Regions from separate parts of the Homo sapiens genome. Here region 2 is linked to region 1. A link is a contact called in ENCODE Hi-C or POLR2A ChIA-PET data. All regions are on one chromosome and are shown on one strand. The core of a region is the stretch at or near the end of the contact, and the rest is flanking DNA. Distances in the headings are between cores, read along the strand shown.

Region 1 (2,700 bases), core at 2-2,501:
CAATAGAGAGAAAGGGGAGGTGTCTACTCTTAAACAACCAGATCTTTCATGAGCTCAGAGGTAGAGTTCACTCTGCCAGGAAAGCACCAAGCCATTCATGAGGGATCCACCCCCATAATCCAAACACCTCGCACCAAGCCCTACCTCCAACATTGGGGAATCTATTTTAACATGAGATTTGGAGGGGATAAATATCCAAATCATATGGATATTTATTTTGTTTTCAGTTTTTTAAAGCAAGACTATACTGACCTGCATGAAAGAAAAGAAAAGGGTGGGGCGCAGTGGCTCATGCGTGTAATCCCAGCACTTTGGGAGGCCAAGTCGGGCAGATCAACTGATGTCAGGAGTTCGAGAACAGCCTGACAAACATGGAGAAACTCCGTCTCTACTAAAAATACAAAATTAGCCAAACGTGGTCGTACATGCCTGTAATCTCAGCTACTCGCGGGGCTTGAGACAGGAGGCTGAACCCAGGAGGCGGAGGTTGCGGTGGCCTGGGCAACAAGTGTGAAAAACACTGTTTCAAAAAAAGAAAAAAAAAAGAAAAAGAAAAGGAAAGAAGCATTTGCTTAACCTTCAATTTCTGTGCCAATGAATGCCTGTCTATTCCTGAAATAATAATAACCACAACTACTATTTATTGAGCCAGGTTCTTTACTATATAATGGTTTGATTTATTTCATCTGATTGGTCTCTATTATATAGTGGTTCTCAAAATTTAGCTTGTATCAAAATCACCTGGGGCTTGTTCAAATACAAATCGCTGAATCCCACCACTGAGTTTCTGATTCAATGAGCTGTAGTGGGGCCAGAAAATATGCGTTTTAGTAAAGTTACAGGAAATGCTGATAGTGCTGGTTTGGGCGCCACACCTGAGACCCCAGGTCAGTGAGTCAGACCTTGTTATGCCCACTTTATAGAGGCAAAAACGGAGACCAGGAGGTTGCAGGACAAGTCTGAGGTTTTACGCCTTTCAGAAACAGAACCCACGTCTGTCCAGTCAAGCCCGGGACCCACGTCCAAAAGCAGCTCGCGTCAGCCATGGGCACGGGAAAGGGGAAAAAACAAGGAAAGGGGAGGAACCTACTCTAGAATGGCTGTTTTCTTGTCCGGGAGAGGGACGCTGCGTCCGCGGCGTTCCCGTGGGGCTGAGAACAGTCGTCGCCGCCTCAGATGGCTTCTCGCGGGGCCTTGAATCCGCCCTCAGGGCCTCCGCAAGGGCGAGCGGGAGGCGCACCGGAAGGAACTGAGAGGAACTTTCAGGGCTTTTCGCCCCACCGTGGCGGCCCGGCCCTCCTCGCCTCGCCGGCCAACACTGCCGCCGCCCGGGCGCGGGTCGAAGCGGTTGGTCCTCCGGGCCCTGGGGTGGCTGGGCTGCTCCTCGGGCGGAGCCTGCGGGCGACTAGGCCTGGTGCGTCCCGCAGCAGCCGCAGCGCCCCCAGGCGGCGCCCGGCCCCTTGGCTGGCTCAGACCCCCCGCGTGCGCATCATCCCAAGCCCGCTTAGCGCTTAGTCCAGCGGCATGCCGTGGGCACTGTGCCGCCCTCACTATCTGCCTCTGCTAAAACACCGAAACAGAGTAGCAGAGGAGACAGCGCCGGGCGTTGAGGCAGTCCCGAGTTGGAATACCACCTCCATCATCATTCTTTCATTCAACAAGCATTTATGGAACACCTATTATGAGTCAGGCACCCAGCTACAAGCTGGAAACCCTAGAAAACAGGGCAGACACGAAACCCCAAGGAGCTTACAGTTGAACAGATCATCTCACAGCTATATTTAACAGTGTGCCAATATTAGATGGAATGACAGCACTCGAATGAAAGCTAACCTAGCCCAGGGCTAGGAAAGGCTGCCTAAGGAAGTGCCCTTTTCCCCTCCGAGCCTAGAAGATGGAAAAGAGCTACCCAAGCAAAGGACTGGACAAGTAGCTTTTCAGGAACAGGGAACAGCAGGAGAGAAAGAATTGAAGTGAGAACAAAGTTGAAATGGTTGAGAAACCGCAAAACCCTGCTTAGAGAACAAGAGAGATGTGGGCACAAACCGAGCTGCTGAGGTGCGCGATGGACAGATCATGCAGGCTGCTGAGTAATGATTTTGAATTTCATCCCAAAGGATTAGCCTACAGTAGTGGCAGTGGAGGTGGGGCTCAGGGACTGTGGACAGATTTGAAAAATAATGAGGTTGCCTGTTGGTGACAGATTGGGGATATGTTGAAAAAGAAGGTTGTGTCCAAGTCAGAACCACATTTCTGTCAGGAGCAACAGGATATCAGGGCAAGATTAAGAGTTCAGTTATGTACTAATTGACCTTGAAGTACCTGTGAGAGAAATTGAGATGTGAGATATGCTTTAGATAAACAGTTCTGGGCTAAGAATGGCAGTAGGGGTTAGATGTATAAATTTTGGCAGATTTATAGTAATTGAAGCCAGGAGTGGGGTTGAAATCACCAAGGGAGAGCGTGCAGAATGAGGAGTTGAGAACCAAGGATTAGAGACCTGAGAAATTTAACATTTAAACGTCAGGTAGAGAGAGTGAAGTCAGCAAAGAAGACAAAAAGAACAGCCAAGAAGGCAGGAGGAAAACCAAAATTGGTCACAGAAGCCAAAGAAGTGTGTGGAAAAAAAAAAAGGAATGGCCAACTTTATCGGATGCTGCTGCTCGGTCAGGGGAGATGAGAACAAACTTCCACTGAATG
Region 2 (2,700 bases), core at 193-2,692, 760 kb before region 1:
TCAAGCAATCCTTCCACCTCAGTCTCCTAAGTAGCTAGGACTACAGACGTGTGCCACCATGCCCAACTAATTTTTGTAGAGATGGGGTTTTTGCCATGTTGCCCAGGCCGTTCTCCAACTCCTGGGCTCAAGTGATCCTCTTGCCTCAGCCTCCCAAAGTGCTGGGATTACAGGCGTGAACCACTGCACCCTGCCTCCTTTCACTTTCTTTACTAGAGAAAAATATCAGTTTCACTTGCTACCCCTTGGAATAGATCTTGCTCTTTGTTTTCCCAAAATGAATAACATTCTGAAAAACCTTCTAAAATTATACTTGTAAGCATTTTTTAATCTCTACAAAGCTCCTAGGTAGACAATGGAACACAACTTAAGGAGACCTGTGTAAGGAGTCAATTTATCTGTTATCCCCAAAAGCCAGATGTCAATGTAGCTGTAAGCTTTGAAAATGTTCATGTCGGTTTTTTAGGTTAAAAAAAATTTAACTGAAGTGAAATTCACATAACACAAAATTAACCATTTTGAAAGTGAACAATTCAGCGGTAATTTACTATATTCACAATGTATATGGCCACCACCTCTATTTAGTTTCCAAATCAGGTTTTTCTTAATAGTGAAAGAAAAACATTTTTTTCCTCCTAGAAAATGTGAAGGTTAAGCAAAATCCAATCTTTTGCTGCTTAGCTATACATGACTTTCTTTAATGTTCTATACCTATTTTTCCTTCATCATTAGTGCCTTCACCTATCCAGCTCAGCGGCTCCAATTCCATTTCATCATCTGAAAAGAAAAAATAATTTGCCCTCAAATCTATTTTCTAAATTAATTTAATTCCTGAGCTCAAAATTCAAAGAAACATTTCTTGTGTTTCAAATGTATAAAATTATGTGATACTTCTGGGTAAAGAGAGCAGATTAAACACATGTAGTTTGAATCCTTCCCTGAACCCACTAAAATGACAATAAACACACACACACCCAAACATACACACACACTGTAAAAGTCATAATTCAAGCTAGAAAGATTAAAGGGCACATAATAGCAATAAAATAAAATTACGGAAAGCAGAAAGTAAACAATTGGTAAAAGACTTGGTAGATCTGAGAAAACTAAAACCTTGGTTGATTATAGGGAAAGCCAAGAACTAATAAAATTTACTACTCGGAATCCCTGAAAGGCTCATGAGTTAGCTATATTAGATTTATATGCAAGTAAGAGAAAGAGTGTATGTGTGAGTAAGTGAGTGAAAGAGAGAGAGAGAGAGAGTGTGTGTGTGTTGGGGGGCGGGGGTGGCAGGGGTTGGGGAGGTGCTCAAATAGAGCTGACTGAAAGTCTAAACCCCAAACAAATGCAGGTTATTTTCCTCTGGAAAGTAAAACACAGAGATTTTGGCCAGGTGCGGTGGCTCACGCCTGTAATTCAAGCACTTTAGGAGGTTGAGGTGGGTGGATCATTTGAGGTCAGGAGTTCAAGAGCAGCCTGGCCAACTTGGCAAAACCCTGTCTCTACTAAAAATACAAAAATTAGCCAGGCATGGTGGCAGGTGCCTGTAATCTCAGCTACTTTAGAGGCTGAGGCAAGAGAATCACTTGAACCCAGGAGCCGGAGGTTGCAGAGAGCCGAGATCACGCCACTGCATTCTCCAGCCTGGGTGACGGAGCAAGACTCTGTCTCAAAAAACAAAAACAAACAAGAAACACAGAGGTTTTCTGGCCATAGAGCACCAAGCAGAGTTGTAAACGGTGCCATGCTGAAAGCAGGGCATCAAGTGAACATACACATCCTGGATTCTGAGCCTTGGCCCCTTTCCCCATCCCACTTTCTTCAGGAGGTTCCCAGAGGCTGGCAAGACTTCCATCCTCTAGGCAGGAAAGTTAAAGCCTCTTCTCTAGAAAATCTGGTTAGCCTAAGAGGAATGACTTCTAGATGCTTATATTGAAACCTCTCCAACTAAACAACACAACCCAATGACCCTACACAGGAACTCAGAGTTATCAAGACCTTCCACTAAATATGAGTAATTACCAAGGATTATAAGACATTTGAGGAAAGTCTGTTACATGAAAAACAGAACCAAAACAGGAAACACTATCAGTCCAGAGAAATCAGAAGCCAAGTAAAAAGGAAAATACTTTTGAATATATGATTATCTTCAGAAATAAGAGAAGATTATGCAACTATGAAACAATACCAGAATAATGTATATTTTTAAAGAAAAAGGATGGACAGATAAAAGGAATACTTGAATAAAAAGCTCTGGAATTTATAAGTATTATAGCATAAATGAAAAATTGAGATGATATGAAAGAAAAATTTAAGGCAATTTCTTAGGAAAATAAAGAACAAGATGCTCATGCTCCCTCTCCCTCTCCCTCTCCCTCCCTCTCCCCACAGTCTCCCTCTCCCTCTCTTTCCACGGTCTCCCTGATGCTGAGCCGAAGCTGGACTGTACTGCTGCCATCTCGGCTCACTGCAACCTCCCTGCCTGATTCCCCTGCCTCAGCCTGCCAAGTGCCTGCGATTGCAGGCGCGCGCCGCCACACCTGACTGGTTTTCGTATTTTTTTGGTGGAGACGGGGTTTCGCTGTGTTGGCCGGGCTAGTCTCCAGCTCCTAATCGCGAGTGATCCGCCAGCCTCGGCCTCCAGAGGTGCCGGGATTGCAGACGGAGTCTCGTTCACTCAGTGATCAATGGTGCCCAGGC

The links. Hi-C counts contacts between places; a loop is a spot of excess contacts on that map. ChIA-PET counts read pairs that join two places held with the same protein, here RNA polymerase II (POLR2A). Pooled maps may share reads with other maps.
Region 2: a loop to region 1 is called in a pooled map, with 1.9 times the contacts of the local background. The contact joins the enhancer-like site here to the promoter of ANKAR in region 1. A Hi-C loop is called at or near these places in 1 of 50 pooled maps. POLR2A ChIA-PET finds 5 or more read pairs at or near these places in 2 of 52 experiments (MCF 10A and activated T-cell).

The regions. Positions count from the first base shown.
Region 1 is chr2:189,673,221-189,675,920 of GRCh38, reverse strand. It overlaps ANKAR (ankyrin and armadillo repeat containing), which reads right to left and starts at 1,251. Exons shown (of 23, transcript NM_001378068.1): 1 at 1,091-1,251. It overlaps LOC105373793 (a long non-coding RNA gene), which reads left to right and starts at 1,636. Exons shown (of 2, transcript XR_923692.3): 1 at 1,636-2,090; 2 at 2,528-2,700. RefSeq lists an enhancer at 866-1,125 and a silencer at 1,176-1,595.
Region 2 is chr2:190,431,404-190,434,103 of GRCh38, reverse strand. The region is part of intron 2 of MFSD6 (major facilitator superfamily domain containing 6); the gene reads right to left. It also overlaps a transcript of NEMP2 not described here. Among named protein-coding and RNA genes, the nearest start is that of MFSD6, 24 kb to the right of the region's middle. Within about 2 kb of position 1,442, at least 2 of the 41 ENCODE cell types and tissues checked have a DNase peak (open chromatin) inside an H3K27ac peak, as active enhancers do.